2 separate regions of the Homo sapiens genome follow, and region 1 is linked to region 2. A link is a loop called in an ENCODE intact Hi-C map of the cell type or tissue named here. Cell type or tissue: PC-3. All regions are shown on one strand. Each heading gives the region's core, and the rest is flanking DNA. Links, peaks and the distances in the headings are about the cores only.

What was found. Peaks named below come from ENCODE experiments on the same cell type or tissue, not always from the same donor. Only the 100,000 strongest peaks of a DNase experiment are listed, where the experiment ranks them.
Region 1: a loop joins it to region 2, with 3 times the contacts of the local background. A loop is called at or near these places in 4 of 110 quality-filtered maps.

The regions. Positions count from the first base shown.
Region 1 is chr4:156,785,902-156,796,624 of GRCh38, forward strand. The region is part of intron 3 of PDGFC (platelet derived growth factor C); the gene reads right to left. Among named protein-coding and RNA genes, the nearest start is that of LINC02272, 150 kb to the left of the region's middle. RefSeq lists an enhancer at 8,991-9,160. In PC-3, for the core only: no CTCF peak of the experiment used is centred there; a DNase peak (open chromatin) is centred at 5,170; H3K27ac peaks cover 249 bases.
Region 2 is chr4:156,954,536-156,965,258 of GRCh38, forward strand. The region is part of intron 1 of PDGFC (platelet derived growth factor C); the gene reads right to left. Among named protein-coding and RNA genes, the nearest start is that of PDGFC, 12 kb to the right of the region's middle. In PC-3, for the core only: no CTCF peak of the experiment used is centred there; a DNase peak (open chromatin) is centred at 4,976; H3K4me3 peaks cover 1,153 bases; H3K27ac peaks cover 1,634 bases.

The DNA.
Region 1 (10,723 bases), core at 3,995-6,494, 170 kb before region 2:
ACATTCTTTTCTTTGCCTTGTTCTTTACCCTGCCCCTCTATTCTGTATCGCTTTGCCCTAAGTGTACAATGCTCTGAAATCATCTTTATTTCCCTAAAACTTTCATTGCTTCAGCTGATTTCAGATACGGTACTGTGAAACTAATCACCATTACCCTAATCAACATAATATGATCATTCATAACCACACTAATAGGCTCTTGATTATCTATCTTGTCACCATTTATGTAATATATATTCATTTGCAATAAATACATACTGAGCAACTAATACGAGCCAGACACTCTTCTAGGTGCTGAGGATCAAGCAGTGAACAAAAGAAGTAAATATCTCTGCCTTTATGTAATACATATTCTATTGGAGAAAAACAGACCATGCACAACATAAATAATGCACATACAATGTTAGATGGTAAAGTGTATTGCAGGAAAAAAGTAAAAGCAGGAAGAAGTAAAAAGTAAAGCAGGAAGAAGACAAGAATGACAGGCAAGGCCTCTGTGAGAAGCTGACGTGCAAGCAAAACCTTAAGGAGTTGACGCTTGAAGTCGTGGGGCTATGTGAGGAAGATTATCCCATGAATATGGAATATCAGGGCAAATAATCTGTTTGGAAGTATGTTAGGTAAATTCAACTCAAGGAATGACAAGGAGGGGACGCTGTGGCTGGACCAAAGGTTGGAGATAATAGGACTACAAGGGGACACTGTAGGTCACGGTGAGGATTAGCAATTTACTCTGGGTGACTGGGGAGTAGAGCTGCCAGATAAAACAGAGGATGCCCAGTTACATTTGAATTTCAGATAAACAATAAATAATCTTTTAGTATAAGTATGGCCCCAAAATTATAAAATCATTCATTGTTTAGCTGAAATTCACATATAAAACTAGGCAATCCTGTGTTTTCATTTGTTCACTTTGGCAACTGTAGTTGGGAGCTATTGGAGAGTTTCAAGGAAATGAGTTATATCATCTGCCTTATGTTTAAAAGGATCACACTCACTGCTGTGCTGAAAATAGAATGCAGGAAGGCAATGGTAGCAACAGGGAGGCCACTTAGAAGTAGTTTCAATAATCCAAATGGAAAGATTGAGAGGTGTGTGGGTATTCAAGAGAAGATTCTAGGTTACATGGGCTAGATACATAAATTTGAGATCCAGAGGTTTATGGATATTACTAAAAGTCATGAGACTGGACAAGATTGTCAAATGAATGTTATTAGGAAGAGGTGCCATGGTTATAAAGTGATCTCTATTAAAAAGGGGACTGAATCTAGAAACATTGTCATAATTCCAGTTGAGAGAGAGAGAAGGAGGAACCAGTGAAGAGGACTGAGGAGTGGCCAGAGAGATAGGTGGAAAACAGGGAGAGAGTGCTGATCTGGATACCAGTGTCAAAGTGTTCAGTGAAAAGAAGTGAATAATCAGTTGTGTCAACCACTGATGATAGGTCTGATAAGAGGAGGATTGAGGATTTTCCACTGAATTTAGCAATACGTCATCATGGAGTACCAAGTGCGATTCTGACAAATGATGAGGCAAAAAATATGATGAGCATGAGTTTAGAAGAGAATAAAAAGAGGGCAGTGAATGCAACATAACTGTCGTGAGCAGTTGCTGAGAAGAGAGGAGACAACATGCGTGGTAGCTGGATGACGATGTGGGATCAGGAGAAGCACATATTCCTTTAAAGATGGGAGAAGTAATAGCCTTATTGATGTGCTGAGGGTAATGAACCAATAGAATGGCCAATGGAAAAAAGAAGAAGGAGGAGGAGAGAGAGAGAAGAGTGCAGGAGGCACACTTGAGTGGTCAAGAGATGAATGAGATGGAGTAAGGAAGACAAACAATGTTCGCCTAGGGTCACTGGGAGGAAAGTCAGTTGCTGAGGGCCAGTGAGACATGCAGGTAAGTAGCGTGAGGAAAGTGTTCAGAAGTCCTTTTCTGATTGCTTGTAATCTCCTTGTGACAGAGAAAAAAAATTACCATCTAAGAGTGAGGATGGGAGAAATAATGCCAGAGGCTTGAGGAGAGGGAAAATGTAAGGTAACAGTCTAGGAGAGGAGTAGAGAAGATAGACAAAGAAGATGCCGAATGTCTGGACAGTAGCACTACAGAACATATGACTCTAAAACAGGTCTAGAGAATGACAACAGCATTTCATTCATGGACAACATTCATGGTGTGGGGGCATAATTCTGTGGCTGAGTATTTCCAGAGCGTTCTTAAATCAAGTGTGCTGGCCAATAATCTCGGACAAGGAGTCTCACCGATAAGAAGTCAAACTAAGCAAATGCTGCAGTGATAGGAGAAAAAAAAACACACACAGAACACATTGAGAGCAAAGAAAGACAAATACACAGGAAAGCTGAAGGAAGAATGCCTAGGTGTCCACAGAGAATCTCCAGAACCCCGAAAAGCTACCAAGATCAACGGCAACTTTTGTTACTAAGGCCCTTTAAGAACTTGGCTAAGAGAGATTAAATTCATGAGTCGGTATTTTAGAAATTTTTGAAGACAAGTTGATAAAAGTTTATAATAATTAAAAAGTTAAATTTCAGTATCAGAAACTTAGCAGGGCCAAAAATCCTTACTTGAACTGAGCAATTGGCTGTCTTCACAATGAATTCAATGCTGCTTCTTATTCAATGTGGAAAACTGGTGAAATTCAAATCCGAATTTTAATCATCTTCTAACCAATTAGCCTCAAAGAAAGGGTATTTGGTTCAAAGTATTAGCTTCAAGGGACTTGAAACATTCAGTGTAAGCAGTAGAGTTTCTGAGAAATCAGTTTTAAAGAGGACTATTTAAGTTGGTTAATATGAATGCTCATGCAACAAATACAATGCCGTTTTTAAAACCATTTTTCAGAAATGGTTACTTTAAAAGAATTTATCTTGCTAAATGTCTTCCTTATTCACTGATGCAGAAATATTTTCTGACTTCTGATTATTTTGTGCAAAATATTATGAAAATAATTATATACAAGTACTAGGAAAACTGGTTTTATATGCACTGATCAACTGTGGTTTCAGCTTGTGCTACTGCTATTCATAATTTAGGAAGTGGTTAGTTTGTTCTTGGGTTTTGAGTATAGAATTATATAATTGTTGACACAAGGGTAACCTCTTCCTCTGATATTTAGATCCTGGTATAATCCTGTATCTACTGGACAAAGCAGTTTCTAAGTGAACACTGGAAATACTTTTGTTTTATTGAATCCACTGCTACAATCTGAAAACATTTATTTTCTGTGCTAGCCAGAATGAATGAAGTTGGTAAGATGTGAGGTTTTCCCTCTAATCAAATACGGAGTGCAGACAGAAAAACTTATGATTCTTAAACAGCTGCCTAGAAAAAATACATTTTTCTGGTTTGACAAAATAGTAACATAGAAAATAAAGAGTTAGGCCTATAATTCTTCACTTGAAAACTCTTTGCCTCTGAGAAGGCACATGATGTACAAATTTGTTTATGAAAATACATAAAATTTTACTTAAGATGATAGACTCAGCTAAACAAAAAATAAGCTGTGTGTACGGGGGCATTCAAAGACTGGGTGTAACTACAAAATATTTTATAAATACCAGCCAGAAGTCTATGAACTTTTCTCAAGATCTGCACGTGTGCACACACATGCACACACACACCAACTAGCACTCATCATCTAGCTGCTTTTATTGAAAATCAGGTCACTTGAGAAGTGGCTGACAAAATCGAGAAACTAAAGAAGCTGAGGATATATAATCTGAAGAAGTAAAGACTTTATGAGACATCACTAAAAATTAGAAAGAATACTGGCCGGGTGCAGTGGCTCACACCTGCAATCCCAGCACTTCGGGAGGCCGAGGCAGGCGGATCATGAGGTCAGGAGATCGAGACCATCCTGGCTAACACGGTGAAACCACATCTCTAATAAAAATACAAAAAAGTTAGCCAGGCATGGTGACGGGTGCCTGTAGTTCCAGATACTCAGGAGGCTGAGGCAGGAGAATGGCGTGAACCCGGGAGGCGGAGCTTGCAGTGAGCCGAGATCATGCCACGGTACTCCAGCCTGGATGACAGAGTGAGTCTCCATCTCAAAAAAAAAAAAAAAAAAAAAAGAAAGAATACTTTGAGGAAACATAGTATCATGGCAAGAACATGGAATTTTAAATCAGAAGACCTGGGCACAGGCCCTGGATTCACCATTTATCATTTTATGAGTGTGATCACTGGCCAATTATTTATTTTCTCTGTATTTTAGTGTATGTATCTGTAAGACAGATAATAACACATAAGCTATCTAATTTAATGGGTTGTTTTGCAGCTCAAATAAAATAATGCACATAATTGTATCTTAAAACATAATAAGCATGCATTATTAGCAATGGTGAAGGTCATAAAATTATTGCAAGTAGCTTCAAAGGAAAGATAAGGACCTGTGAGAGGAAGTTGAAAGAAGAAAGATTTTTGTTTAATACAGGAAAGAACTTTCTGAAAACAATATTAGTTAAAAATGGAATGGACTTAAGAGCTAAGAGACAATGAATTCTTATATTTTATGCCATGGTCACAAAGTCATTTTGTTTGGGAGGAAAGGAGATTGTGAATCAGATGGAAGATAAGCAAAAACAATTTAAAGGTTTCTCCAAATGTTGAAACTTTATGAATTTGGATAGAATAAACATGTTTAAATATTAACAACACAAGACAATCTTCCCCCTAAATTGATCATCAGCAAACAATGTATGTCTATTGCAAATTCTATCCATCCCAATTTTTCTCAACAAAAATATTAACCTCAAGATGTGAACTCCAAAACTTATACCAATTATTTATTGAGATTTTTTCATCCTAATTATTCACTAAACATGTTTGTGCATGTGAAATATTCTGTAACATGAAAGGCACAATACAAATTAGGTACAGCTATTGTGATGCCATACTGAGAACGGGGCAAGCCAATAAATTAAGTTCCTCTGGCACAGGGTAGGAACTTGGATGTTTTTTATTACTCCACATGATCTGAATCTTTTTTCCTGCCTGGCTTTTGCATTTTACATCCTACATTGGCATCAATTTCACATCTTGAAGGTGCCAATGATTCCTCAGGCAAACCACCAGGGATTTTTCCTAGGATCAACATTCATATGGAGCTTAGGGCTGCGGCTCTCTGGCTTTGGGCTTCAGGAATTTGGTTTACCACAATACAATGCAAAGCCTGGCATTTTCCCAGCCAGTACTACTTAATGACCTTGTGCTGCTTGCTGTCACAGGAACATTTGTCTCTGCCACCAGAACACCAAGGAAAGATGGATCTATCATCCATTCATTCACTTAAAATTTTAAGAGTGCTTACTATGTCCTAGGTACCCCACTATAAAGTGAAAATACAAAGGTTAAGACAGGCTCTGATCTCAAGACATTTGGATGAATTGCCATCATTCCTGTAAAAGAGTACAATTATTATTGTTGATATCCAGCTTATCGTGTATTTATTACTAACGTGGAAACTCAGAAATGATTATGTTGAGTCTGACATGCTTTAAAATATCCAAGCTCAGAGAACCTCAAAAATAAATTTTCTTTTAATCAAGCATATAGTAACAACAGCTTTAGGACAGTTTAAAAAAAAAAAGAGGAAATAATGTAAAGAATGCACTGAAATGACCTAATAAAGAAGAATTATTTAAGATAAAGCTTGAATTTCAAAGAACTGATTCACACATTAACTGGGGGAATATCTGCTAAATACAAAGCAGTGCAAACATAGATTTTACATATTTAAATTTTAAAACAAAATTATATGTATTTATTTTGTTTCCTACATGTTAACTATTTAGCTTTAATTATTTAGCATCCCACGTACCACACTGAAATTTCCCTAAGAGTAATAAAATACATTAGTTGTGGTAACCTTACAAAGATGCATTACAAAGACAAATCTTAAAACATATTAAAAACATGTCTTCACTGAGTAATACATATGAGTGTGGTAACAGCAATGTTAACACCTTGCCTAGGATTGGCCTGAAAACCTAATCTCCATTTGGCCATGAACTTTCAAATATATTTCGGGAAAGCCTGGAAACTTTGATATATCTAATGAAATCCTCCCGTTTATTATTCAAAGAGATCAACAGGGATATTTAAAAAGCAATTTCACCATGGTTAACATCTGTAAAAAATTTCTGTCAATCCCAAGGTCCAAGGAAAACGCCTAGGATCTTTGTCTGCTTAAAACAAATGTGACCAGTGAACTGAAATTCTTAATGTTCTAAATTCAAAAGTAGCACACTGAATCTGGTGGGTGAGTGGTTAGGAAAGTGATTAAATAAATACTAATATCTATATAATATACAATTTGGATAAAAGTGTAAAAAATACAGGTTCCACTGGAGGTACAATCCAAATATATGAAGGAAAAGACAACTGTCAATATAATTTATTCATAATATGAATTAAACAAGTAGTGTATTGGTGGGACACTTGAGCCAATTTGGAATTGAGTTAGAATGTAAAAGTCACATTCCACAAAAAATCACAGAGCACATTTTTAAAAACAAAAACAAACGTGTCAAGATCAGAAAACAGAAAAGCAGGGAAACAGGTGTGCATACATGAGCAGATAAATATTTTGAAACTCCAGCATCTCACAAGCAAAATGTTTCAATTGAATGACAAGTTATTTCTACCAAAAATACACTATCTTCAGGCAGAAATGCCATTATCTTCAGGCAGAAATGCCATTAATACACAAAGCAAATACCACTAAAGGCCAATTCCACGTAGTGTGCATAGTTCAGGAAGTCTACAGACCTATCTAAACAATGAATAACTGTGGTTTCCAAAACCTTTAATCTGCATTTCCAATTATAATGCAGAGAACAAATTTCACACACCTGCATTTTATAAGCACTACAATGAGACAGCCATCCATAAGTCATCACTCTTGCCTCTTCTTTTGTTTCCCTGAAAACTTAAAGATTTCCAGAGGGTATGAAGGAAACCCTCACCTTCACCTCCGCATATTGCCATTGGCACCAAACAGTTACAGGGGACAGATGGACTCTGGAGTGTTGAATCAGAAACTACTAATTGAACCTGAAATTCCTGTACTAGAGATTGATGAGTTCTTCAAATAAGGGGGAAGCAAACTCAACCACAGGGCATAACTTCAACAAGCTGTCTATTTTAATATCATAGAATACAAGTAGACATTCAATAAATAGTTCCTATCTTCATTAAACAGTAAAATTCTGAAAAGCTATCATCAAGCACAAATTCTTAAAAGGAGTCAAATGTTGATAGAAGACTTTAAAATCTAGATTTTCTAAAGTCCATTTTAGATGTAGCAGGTTATAATGGAAACTATTTTTAATATCAATTTTGGGGACTATAAGAATTAATCTTTACATATTTTAGTGTTATTATACAATCTTTTCCCAGAAAGGGACGTAAAATGACCAAAGAGCATACTCTTTCATGTACAAATGATACATCTTTTATAATCTAAGACTTTTCAAACTCACGTTGTGACATGTTTAGTGGAGTTGTGAAATCAATTTAGTGCATTGTGACCAGCATTCTTGAGAAAAAAAAACAATTTCATATAGTAAGGTTAAGTACTATTTTATAATACATATGAATTATGTGCATATATATATATATATATATATATATATAAAACACTTTAAAATGTTATATGTGTGTGTATACATGATCACACTTTAAAATTTGTCCTTATAGTGGGGTCTTGGGCAAAAAAATTTTTTAAATACCAATCAGGGGGGCAGTGGCCTGGAATCAGAACATGTCAATAAACCTGACCTTAAAACAAAGGTAACACATACTTGTTGACTACCACATGCTAAACACTGGGCTAAGCATTTCATAGTAATCCTCATGATAATATATGGCAGAAATTTTTGTCATTCACATTTTTGGATTAAAAAAAAAAACTGCCCAGGTTTATATAGGTAGATTCATGGTAGGATGGGAATTCAAGCCAAATGTGAAGCACTCAAGGTTATAAGAACACAACACCCTTGCAGTGAGATTCAGTAAAGGATCTTGGTTAAGGTCAGTAACTGAGGAGCTACTAATACCTTAGTAGCATCCAAGGTCTTAGAAGAGTAAGTACTACTGTTAACATGGATGATATAATTTGTATCATAAAACATTGTCCTATTCCAGCACCTTTGACTGCGCACTATGTGTGGATTATGGCAGCTTGTAAGGAAAATAAACCTGAGATAACTTTAAACCGTGTTTCTTCAGCTTGATCTTTTCATAGCCCTGGCGTTGCTGACACACTGGGAAAGCTGAAGCAGCTTAGCTGCTTACAGCTTACACATTCAACCATCTTTCTCCTTAAATCAGGACATGCTCTATATTGGAAGAGCATGGTATATATTAGAAAATAGAATGTGTGATTTTAACTAAGGAGTTGTTTTAACTTACAGAAGAATTTAAAAACAAAAAAGTTTGCCTCTTTCCTAAAGAAGCATTAGAGTAGGGAAATCTGGACAAAATTTTGAAATATTAGCTTTCAAAGTAACACAAACCAAGAAGTAGCTTAAGATAGGGAAGCATTTAAGAAGAGAAAGAAAAATAAGAATGAAAGAGAAGAAGGAAGAAAAAAGAAGGGAGGGAGGAAGGAAGACAGGAAGAAAAGGAAACTCTGCTTTTCCTTTACTTTGGTGAGTAATATTTTTTACAAGACCTTTTGCTTTTTATTAATAAGATAAAAATATCTATTTATATACCTTCATCTGGAATTCTATTAAAGGGTATCATTCTAGTAGAACACTCACTCCTTCAAACTCAAAGAAGCCTGCAACTACATAGAAAAATAGCTTGAAAACTAGTGAAGCTAATTATAGAAAAAAATCATGGAAGAGAACAAAAATATATTAAATATCAACATTTTGTCAAGCATATTACTAGCTACTTGGATATATATATACCAAGACACGTTACCAATCACCTCTCTATTGACCGCATGCATTTAATTTACGATTTTCCAATGACATATCATGCAGTATCAAGATGGAAACAGAACAAAGGACAAAGGACAGCAGCTATTGCCATCGCTGACCTGGTTTAACCACTTCTCCTATGCATGTGAAGCATACTGACTGTTGACACTGACAACTCACTGAACACTACTGCTTACTGGCATCCTTTCTGTTTCCAGCAGTTAAATCTTACACTTACCAAGAGACACTTGTATTTGTTCCCAAAAGTATTTATATCACTAGCACCTGTTGTTTTAATTACTAAGTTATTCAAATATTATGTAACCCAATTAAATATGAGTTATTGCTTCTTTGAAAATTTAGACGAATGCCTTGGAAGGACTCCATATAAAATGAGTTACTATAAAAAACTGCTGTTAAGTCAGGTATGAGAGAGATAACTGTGAAATACAGGAAGGAAAGCCTCATAAAATCATGGAGGATTTCTGAGCTTAGATTGCATTAAAAGGTATCTTTAAGTTTTCAATTTAACTCAAAGAAAACCAAACTGAAAGTCATAATTGAGGCATTGTGGCTATAATTTTTGGAAGAAATACAACACAACTCCAGTTGGCAAATCCCTGTTTAAAAAAAAAGTACAGGCCCTAAATGATGAGTGGTAAAATTAAAATTAAATGTTTACCAATATGTACATAATTTTTATGATTCTCCACCTGAACTACTCAAGTTAACTAATGGTCCAGCTACAAACCCCAAATATGTTCATGAGCAGACTTCCAATGAATTCTAAAATTAAGAAATACTTTGAAAATATCATGTGTTAATGTGGACTGCTTTGAAAACAGTTTAACTTTTACATATTGTATAGTTAAATTTAATATGTAAAACTACCATATAAGATACCTGTTGGAACCAAATTACATAAATTTTGCATGGGAGAGATTTAGCTGCACTACAGTCATCAATCTTTTCTAGAAAAATGAAGGGCTTTTAAAGCAATCAGTTCTGAATCTTGACATCAGTTTAAAGCTGTAGATTATATCTTGAGCTCTTAGTATCCTAAAACTTCATTAATCTCTGTCGTGGAGGCAGCAGAGCCTCATTCATGGATTTATTTATAGTGACTATTTATGTTTCACACGTTTACTCTGAATCCCACATCAAGAGGAGTGATTTGTGGTATTATTTTTGACTTTGTAATCTTTAATCTATGATAGATGTTGTGCTCCAAGCTGCAATGATGGTTCTGCACCACACTGCAGAGTTTTAGATAAAGATTATAAAATCACCTACTTCAGAAAAAAAGTTTTCCTCCTTACCCAAGTTAATATTCTAAAGCCATTTAGTGATACAAAATTATACCCTCCTTCTTGATACTCTTGATTGAGCCATTTTTAAAACTATGCACTAATCAAACATTTTTTAACTTATAAATGATATCTTTTTATATAATATTTTTATTTAGTACCCCCATAGTGTTTTATATTTTTATTTATTCATAATTTCCTATTGAGTTTGGTGAATTGTACCAAGTATCAATGTCTGTTTCCAGGTTGTGGTATACTATTATATATTCATGCAAGATGTTATCCTTGGGGAAAATTAGGCGGACAGTATACAGGACCACTTTGTATTTTTTTTTTTTTTTTTTTTTTTTTACAAAAGGTGTCAATTTACAATTATCTCAAAATAAAACTTAAGTAAGTTCTTTTCAAGCAATATTGGTTGGGAGGCATTGTGCTGTAGTTGAAATTATGGATTTCACT
Region 2 (10,723 bases), core at 4,020-6,519:
CGATGGTCATGCTCTTCTCTATAATAAATTGATTGCAATAAAACTTTATCCTAAAGTTCCCTGTTTAAAAATAAGTTTCCTGGAAATGATACATTTTTTTTTCTTATTGAGGAAATAACATTCTAAGCAGTCATCATTATAATTTTGCCAATCATGTTCTTTGTGCATTCATTTTACTCAGTCTAAGCAAAAAGATTGAGGCTCTCCAGTTAGCCCCTTGTAGTTCCTTAAAATGAAGCCAGACGTTAGGCGCATCCCCCAGCTGTGAAATAAGGCATATGACTCGTTTAGAACCCATCAATGATGATTTATGACACCAGATGCCAAGACTGCAGCAGAACAAGCTGTGTTGGGTCTAAGTGGGCTGTTTTCACTTCACTTAAAAGATCTGCCATCCAGTGGGGCATTAGGCTAGAGATTATTCAACATTTTATTCTCTGACACTTGAAAATTATGGGAGATTAAAACACATATATAATTAGAATCCAAGGTAGAAAGTGGTCAATTCTGCACTATTCTGAGAGTTTAGAGAAGAGAGACATATTAGACTGAAGGCAAGAGGGAAGGCTTTATGGGGCGGAGAGGGGACCAGTCAGACAGGGCCTTAAATCCACGTTGGCTTTGAACACGCAGCATGAAGGAGAGATGATGGTTCCCTTCCATTCCACACCCCAGGCACTAACTCACTTGGCTATTTTTCCACTGTCTGGCATCTGAACGGCTGCAAATGCCTTCAAAATGCTGTCCCAGCCTCTAGCTTCTCTGTCCTTTACAATCATCCTGAAGTACCTTTATTTTGGAAAGAAAACAATTATATATTTGAAACTTGTTTAGAGAGTAGGTCTTAAATGTTTTCACCACGAAAAAAAAAGATAACTACGTGAGGTGATGGATAAATTAATTAGCTGGATTGTGGTAATCCTTTTGCAATGTATACATATATCAAAACATTCCATTTTATTTGGTAAACATTCAGTTTTTAATTGTCAGCTATACTCAAAGCTGGGAAAAACCCTATTTGCTGATAAAATAATAATACGAAAAATGTAAAATGCATTTAAAAAACAAAAATCAAACCTGATTAATTTATGAATATTTAATGATCTGTTATAGGTGTAAGAATACAAGCATAAACAAAAAGACACACCCTTATTATTAGGAATTGGCGCAGAAGGCTATAATCATTACCCATCAGCCAAGGTCCTTCAGTGGTGCCCAAGCATCTCATGAGTTTGCATCTAAACATGCTCTTAGTATGTCTGACACAGCCCTCAAAATTAATGAATAATTTTTCAATCTTACTTCTCACCAAAAGTAGTTCATTTTTGAATAGGCTTTGTACTCTCTCACAAGTCCGCACCATCTGCTTAGAACTCTCTCTTCCTTTTCCGGTGAATTATTTGTCCTTCAAGACCCTACTCAGTGATAACCCCATGAGAAGCCCTTCCTGACCCAAAAGTAGAACATCCCTGAGTCCTTGGGCATTCTAAGCATATGTCTAGTGTAATACAAACAACACTGATTATGAACATCAAGCACACAAAGGACATTTTGTTTACCTGTTTTCAGGATGTGACACAGTAATCACCACAACACGCACTTTTGTGTATTGGATTAAATTAATTTATTGTTTGAAAGAGTTGGCAGAGCAATACATGGAGTTAGGAAAGTACAGATCTCTGGGGTGAGCAGAGGTCAGTTTTGTGTAATTTTTGTATTAGAAGACTGGGGTGACAGCACAGTAGCCATGGAGAACAACAATGTAGACTTTCCTTACTCAAAGTTTGGTCCTCAGTCCGATGGCATTAGCATCACCTGTGAGGTGGTTAAAATGCAAACTTTTAGGTCCCACTCAAGACCTACTAAAATAGAATCTGAATTTTAATAAGGTGATTTGTATGTATATTACAGTTTATGAAGCACCAATCCAAGCTTGACTAGAGTAGACACAACCAGAACTCTATTATAAGAAGATTATCTGACATTAACCTCCTGCAAATGATCGATTGTGGGTGACACGGCATTGGAAAAGCCTGAGTCATAGAAGGAAGAATAAGAACACTTTGCCACAGTTTAGGTCATAGGTAACCAGCACCTGGTTTGGGATGACAGTGAGAATGAGGAAATTTAAAAATGTAAAGATAATTATTTTACCTAAAAATAGCAATGTTAATATGTACTTATTAGCTTGACAATAATTCCATGCTTACTTAACATACTATATTATATATTTTGAAATATTGTGAAGGAATAATATTTAAGCAGGACAAAATCTATTAGTTTTAAGTTGCTTTCTCAGACTTGGAGTGCTAAGAGCAGCCCAGATTATGAGACATAGTAAGTCCTCTAAATATACACGTTAATTGGATGTTCCAATGGAACTGAGGTTTCCACAAGATAGGTACCAGGACATCAAAGTGGCAATAAGACAGATTTTCAAGAAAAATGGCGAGAAGCTGTTCTGTGAATGCTGAATCCCTCGCTTGGTCAAAAATTATCTCAAGGATCACTTCCTCCAAAACTTAGTACCTACTTCCCTACCAAATAAGCTCAGTTCTTATTGTGATTATTTGGTATGCGGCTTAATGCTCTACAGTTATTTCACCTGTGTTCCAATATCAACGGTAGGAGAACTTTCTAAAAATAGAAGGCTTATCTCTTGCTACACATTTAATCTTTTCCTCTCCTCTGGCTCTCCCCCAAACCTCCAAAACAAGCAAAGAAACAAAACATGTTTCCTTCCATCCTGGAACCACTATCTCCTTCTCTCTTAAAAACGTGATGTCTCACTTCCTCACTTTACTCCATGTCCATTCTTCTACACCACTTATTACACTGAAGATTTTTTCTTTGTGTCAACCTGGAAAAATCATAGGCTACTCATTGGTCTTCATTTTTTTCAGTCTCTGCTGTATTTTATCATCTGGGCCAATTTCTGTGATTTTTCTCTCTCTCCTTCCTTGGCATCCTTCACTCCCCACCTTGTGATAGCACTGACTTTTTTTCCTTCATGGCTTCCTCTTCAGGGGATTTCTTCCTGTGAGATTTCCTTTTCCTTCTGACTTTATTCTTCACTGTTCAGCAACCTTCATTCTGTTTCTGTCTTGTATGTGCCATCAGGAATCAGATTTAATTCATAATTTGGCTGCCTGCATAGCTGGGATGGGCGGGTGGATAAAGGAGCTCACAATAAAGCATGAAGAATCACTCTTCTATTTACTCAAGCCCAAGTCATACATCAATGTTCCTCCCTTTGTGCCTCCCATTTCCAATGACCTTCCCACTGAACCTGCTTCTGAGGTCTGCCTCAAAACAAACTGCATTTTAGACTGCATGAATTTCCCACACTTCCTTACTGCGCATATCTACTCACCAGGTTTCCAGCTGCCAAAATCCTATCCCACCTTTGATTCTGCACGTGCAAATGATGCTCATCTTTCCTGGCCCCTTTGTTCAAAAAATATATATCTCCCCTAACAACTTTTCTCAGCCTTTTCTAATGGCTCAACTAAATAATCTTGCCTTTCTCTGAATTCCCACCAAACATGATACTATCGCTTTTTATTCTCTAATATACCTAACTGCATGTCTTCTCTCTCCCTTTGGCTATAAACTACTTGAAGGCAGAGACTAAGCCTAATTTCTCTTTGCATTTTCCACAATGCCTCAGCTTCAGACAGGTACCTAAGGCATAGAAGTGTGAGTTGTTTTCAAGATCACAGAAAATCCAGTTTAAATGCAGGTCTTAGGTTTATTCACAGACTTAAGGCCATCAAGTTACTCATTTAAAAAAAAAAAAAGGAACTAGCAAGTCACACATTACACAGAAACTATAATATCCACCATTGTCTGTTGTTTTTTAAGACTGTGAAGCTGAAGCAGTTATTTCTGCTGCCAAACTTCCAGCAGTAACACTTAAAAGTTGCCAGTGTGGTATGATGCCATCAGTTTTCAAAACTTAGAAAGGCTCATTGATTTTTACTAAGGATTTCTTACACAATCACTTCCTTTAAGGCCAAATGAGCCAACCATGTTTGACAGAAGTTACAGAATGAATAAATGTTATGGTATCAACATAAAAATTATTTCGTTTCCTGTGCTTACTTCAATTTCCAAGTTTATTTCTAGCTCCCATTGCCACTAGTCATCACCATTAATGCGCAGCACAACATATTTTTATACATCCACCCACCCAACTCCCCTTTACTGAACCATTTTGGCACAATCATCATACCCAATTTCAGAGAAGGTAAATTAATATCCTAATGCAATAAAGTGGCTCTGCTAAAAGCAAGATAACTTGGATAGGACTTATTGCCCACTTCTCAAGTAAGACAAATGAATCTCACACTAGGGTGGTTATAATAGCAGTTTTATTACAAGACTGGCAGAGTGACAGTAACTATAAATCCTAACTGTTGTTAGATTTTTTACTTTACATAGTTGTAGTTATGAGTCTACTCTTGTAAGCCAGAACAATTATTTTACAATTAGTTTAGACATGTCTGAGCCCAGAAGGAAAATTTCTATTTCAATCATCTTATTTTCCTTGAAAAGAACCTAATGATACCAGAAATCAGATCAATTCAATCTTCATACCTGAGTTTCTAGCCATTTTTCAAAGTTGAAAAGCTTTATAAATGCAATTGCCCAGAATTTTAGGTATGCTTTCCAAGTGCAATACAAAATAGCAATAATGGATTTCCACGCACTAAACGAAAACAAACAAATAAACAAAAAATAAGCTTGCAACCTCATTCTCAAGGTAGAACATGGTCACCATCCTATAAAACATAATACACACCCCTAAATTTGGACTGCAAATCTATCACTTAAACATCTAGTAAATGACCCAATTTGTTTACATGGCCCTGTAGCTTTTTATGGCCTTTCCATAAAGAAGTTATTACATCCATTCCCTTTATTTTGTTTAAGAGTGTTTGAATGAGCCCCAGAACCACAGGCTAGTTAAACAAGCCTTCCTTAGATGGACGTGGTCTCATATAATTCACCACTACCGGGGAAATTTTCAGAACAATGTTTGTAGTTTTGAAACACCACACATTCCTACATACCAAAAGTATTTCCAGTGCTTTATGCAGTTTTAAATGTTCGGCAGATACATTAAATAAGTCCTATTTTTCCATTTTTCCAAGTAAACTTGTGGCATTTACACTTCTTCCAGAAGATTTGCACCTCTGAGTTTTTGCTACGGTAGGTTGGCCACTTAGAAATGACTGCAAACAAAGATTGCAAGGGAAATGTAAAATCCAGACACCCTAATTGATTTCCTAGGATGTAAATGTTAGTTCTAAAAGGAAACCATTTTAAAGCTGTTAGTTTAATGGGGTGCCCAACCGATGCCTATTCAAAGTTATCAGTACAGATTAAAGATAAATTTTTCACCGTGAAGCAAAAACTTCTTTAAAATAAGAATAGAGATGACTTAATCACTAATTTTTTCTTCGTTATCATGGCTTAAAACCTCAAGACTGCTAATATTCTCAAGAAAACACAGATTAAAAACCACTTTTTAAAGGGTTAGTATTTATCAATTAGGTATCTCGACTCAGCATCTCTCAGTAGCCTAGCCAGATTGTGACCTGGGAAATTGCCTGCTATTTTCAGATTGCTGCTTTTGAAATAGACAGTTTTGACCATAGTGACTAACACAATGCAAAGATACAGTTGAAGCCATTTGATATATATATAACTGTTATATATATATATATATATATAAAACTATAAATTTGGAATATCTCTACAACTATGCATTTTGTTACTGACTTTACTTTTATTTCTAAACAAAAGTACATTATTTCTGGAGCTCTACATGAAAATGTATTGCCTCTACAATACAAGAGACTAGACCTCATGGCATACTAGTGTTCTTATAACTTTAGATGCAGACATATATACACACACACGTGTGTGTGTGTATATCTATATATGTGTGTGTTCTTTTTCATTTATAGCTCCAGAAATAGTGAACTTTTGTTTAGAAATAAAAGTAAAGTCAATAATAAAATGCATAGTTGTAGAGATGTCACTGCCTATTGAAAACAAAGAATCCCCTGATGCCTTTTATTATCTACAAAATTAACGCATTTCCAGCAGAGATCTGTCTCTAGGACACCCCATCTCAGGCTATGGATGTACAGATCTATATTTTTCATACCAGCATTATCCAACTTTTTCCCTTGTTTTTAGTGTATTCACAAAACCACCAACTACTATAAGAAATTCATCTAAATTTTATCCATCCTTTTAATGGGTAATCCAAAGGCAAATCACACTCTAGTAAGAGAGAGTCTTTAGCATGCTTCCATAGAGCAATCTGAAAACACTAATCATTACTGTGTTTTTCCTATGTTCTTTACAATTTGCACCCTGCCTGACATAAGATCTCAGGTTTAAAGTACAGTAAATTAGAAACGAACACTGCAGGTTTCCCCCTTTTCCCAGACCCAGCAAGAAATTTCCAGTAGGAGAAATGAATACTTCTGTCTTCTAATTTGTTCACATCTTATATTTTAAGCAAATGTTTCTTCTTAGCACACTGATTTTAAATATCATCTGCTACCAAAGCAAAATAAATTATAAAGCTTTAATGACTCTCAATTTGCATTTCTAATCACCCTAGACTATGAATATATATGGCATTATGGGAAACAAGCTGTGATTTATTCCCCAGCAGAAAAAAAGATAAATAATTATGACTACTTAAAAGACAGATGTCCTTATAAATACGCAGCAAAATAACTGCCAGAAACAACAGGAGATAAGTACCACGTAAATTCAACTTCTGTTGTTAATGGTTTCTGATCTCTGTAGTGACTCAAAGGGCAGGTGCAACGGCCAACTGGGCATATTTAAGCACAGAAGTATATTTCTATCATGCAAACATTGAAATGCTTAAAATAGTATCCACTCATGAACAAGGATTTCCTAGAATGCAAATAGCAGAGCTTCAAAAAATGGCATGGCATCAAGATAGTACATCCACCAAAAGAATTCAGTCATTTCAAATCCTTAAATACCACAAAATCTTTCCAGCATTTATATACACGGGACCCGAATGAATGTCAGTGGAAAAATGATGCAGATACTCAATGAAGTGTAACCTCATAGCAATTAATTTTCCACAAACTTGAGATCTTAAAAGTGTTATAACTGTTTTCTTTGCCTGTGATGTAACAGCTTCATTACTTTAATTCAGTGTCCTGGAAGCTGCCTCCCTTTTATCCCAATTGCGGATCCTTCACCCAGCCTCATTCTGCACGCCATCCGTTTTGTGAATGAAGTGTGAAAATAGCTCTTTGTTTACATAAAGAAGGCAATATAGAGTAGTGTGGACACAGGCTCAGCTCAGGAGAGTGGAACTGAGGCTGCGCAGCCTGCCCTTCTAACCTGTTCACAACTTCCAAACATGCCTGATGACTGAAAAACATTCCAGCAACAAGTAGTTATCTGCACACACCAAAGCAGAAATCTGTCACTGCCTGCCTGCTGAGAAAGGAACTGAATAGAAAGGGTTTTGATGGAATCTTAGACATGAAGACTTTTCTTTTTGTTCTGTTTGTTAACTGTCAACCCTGCAGGAAGTACACACAGCATCAGGGCCTTTGAATGCATAGGTCTAGGACATCTTTCCACTTTTTCTAGCCTCTCCTCACTCTCAACATTCTCGATGCTTCTTGTCTCTCGCCCATGATATATGCCTCTTCATGCCTCTATTCTTTTCTTCAGGCTGTTCCCTCAGCCTAGGATCCTTCCCTCTTTTTCTCCCTCTCAGACCCGCTTCAAAACACATCACCTCCTCTGTGGGAACTTTTCTCCTTCAACTTCCCTTCCAGACAAAACCAACCACTTAGTAAATCAATAGAGGATTTTTGAAGTGAAATAAAGCACTGTGTTCCCATAGCACTTTGAGCACAAAACTAATAGACCATGAAGTAAAAGGAAGGATCTGCCATCCTCTGACCGAGTTTCTCAAAGGCAGGTCTGCATCTTCTTCTCTGCATATGCGGCACCTAGGGCAAAGCTTAGCAAAGAGCAGATGCTCATACATATTTGCTGAATGAAAACAATGTTCTAATAAAACATTAGACCATTTAACTTATGAAGGAAGAGGCACGTGGCTCTGAGTCCTGGCTTGGAGTCAGACCAAGGTCCAAACATCTACCAGCTGTGGGACCTTAGCTAAGCTACTTAGCCAGTGAAGCCCTGGTGTTTTTCCTAATACCTCACGGAGAGTTTATACACTGCATACTATCTGCAAACATTGAGGACACATGTGGCACCTAAGAGTCACTCCTGGAGAGTCATTATTAAGCAATGCAAAACTAGAAGCTTACTCAGAGCCCTTTAGACCCATCCAACTACCCTCTAAAATGCATCTAAATCCTGCTGCTCCCAGGTCCTTCCTGGCAGATCATGCTGGTTTATCAGCACATAGTGTATATAGTAGAAATGTAAATCCACATCCTTGCACTTACCATTAAAATGCCTTGTTCTGTTTGAGAATGTTGATTTCCTTTAAGGAATCAGACCTCTACTTTGCCTCTGCCCCACAAACCCCAGCAACAACCCAATACATACCTCAGTGGACTAAGAAACAACCCAACTACTAGTCTAAAGAAAAAAAGCCGGCTGGGCACAGTGGCTCACCTCTGTAATCCCAGCACATTGGGAGGCCGAGGTGGAAGGATCACTTGAGCCTAGGAGTTCAAGACCAGCCTGGGCAACATAGTAAGACCCCCATCTCTAAAAATAAATACAAATATTAGCAGGGAGTGGTGGCACACACCTGTAATCCCAGCTACTTGGAAGGCTGAAAAGGGAACATCACCTGAGCCTGGGGAAGTTAAGGCTGCAGTGAGCTGTGATCATACCACTGCACTCCAGCCTGGGTGACAGTGAAACCATGTCTCAAAAATAAAACAAAACAAAACAAATACAAAAGGGAAAAAGCTAAGTACAAAAAAAAAATCACAGTCTGAAAATAAAAGAGGAATTAAGTGGAATAGCAAGAGAGCAAATTTAGTGAAGCCAGCCTGGCAAAGATAGTCTGGTGTGGAAACAGGGCAAATAACCGTCCAGGGAGGAGCCTACTCAGTCACTAGGGGATGATAAAAAGTGGCTTGAAGGTGGCACATGAATTCTAACGAGAAATCTGATGACAAATAAAATTAACAAAACTAAATTTAAAATGCATTCCCATGAGGTAAAAGGCAAAATTAGCGAATGCTACCAAAAGTATCACTTATAACAACTTGGCTTTAATTATAAACGTAGTTATTATAGTTCCCCTTTATAATTTTTAGCTCCCTTTGTTTTCAGATTTGGGAACTTTGCAAACCAAAGTTTAAAAAGGTAAATTAATAATATTTTAGGCAAGCCATTCAAGTTTATAGCTATGAATTTATTTTCTGACGGTCTTGACCAAAAAAAAAAAAAAAAACTTGAACTTCTGAATAGAATATCCCATAGAATATAGTGTAAATAAAAGTTAAGGTCACTCACTGAATATATTTCAAAAATAATAGGTTATACTTTCTAGCGTTCACTAAACATGCTTATTTATTCATTTTTATGGTACTTTTATCATTGAGATGTACTGTTAAATGAAATGTTAAAATTATTACCAGAAAGTTTCCTTGTGGAACCAAGCATGCCAATGTCAGCCATATTATTCATCACCATCACTGAATAAGCCAAAATATTAAAATAAACATCCTTCATCTATATACTTGCTTAAAGTACAGTTCTAACATAATGGTAACCATTATAAAGGTAGTATTTCCAGTTATTTGCCAATTTGTCAGATGCCTACAGAAACAGAAGTTATCACTATATATATATATAGTGATATATATATAACAGTATATATATAGTGATACTATATATACTGTATATATAGTACATATATATACAGTATATATATAGTGATATATATATACCATTCCATTTGACTAATGTGATTATTATGAGATTGTTTCCCTTACTGTTCCCGTAAATATTTCCGAAGCAACAGATTCTTACCTCATCTCCCAATCTGAAAACCATGCAATCCACTAACATAATAAAGAAATGCTTTTATAAAAAGTATGTGAATTTTGAAACCAGGATTCCATTTTCCTAATTGGTTCTCACATAAGGAAAAATGTATCACCACATTAGCAGTTTAATAGTGGCTGTCTAGTGGCCTTGACAAAGTCAAGTCAACTTCTGCTCTCTAGGCCTCAATCTGCACATCAGTGAGGATAAGTTCCTGGGGTCTTTCCAACTCTAACATTCCTCATACCACACATGTTGCTGAGTTCTAGCCTGTGCAAGTTATCCTTGAGCCACAGGTAAAATATAGAAAGTACACAGATTTTGGAGGCTTGTCATCTATGCAACATTTTCAAGAGTCCTTGGTCTGCATCACATGACAGTCCCCATCTTCAGAAAATGTAAGGCTATGCACAGCAATGACACTTAAAAGAGTAACCAGTTCTAGGAAACCTATCCATTTGCCTGGTACCTGCTCACTTGGTAACATAATCTTTATCAAGAGTAAAACGTGGTACTCTGATTGGCACAACCATCACTACCAATACATGAACAAGCTATCTTCCTATTTAAGAAGTCAAGTAGTGTGCAAGCTCCAAGACCAAAAAGATATCTTAAAAGATGGCCTGTTGTTAGAGTTAACAGCATAGTCTTTCTTTAATAAGAT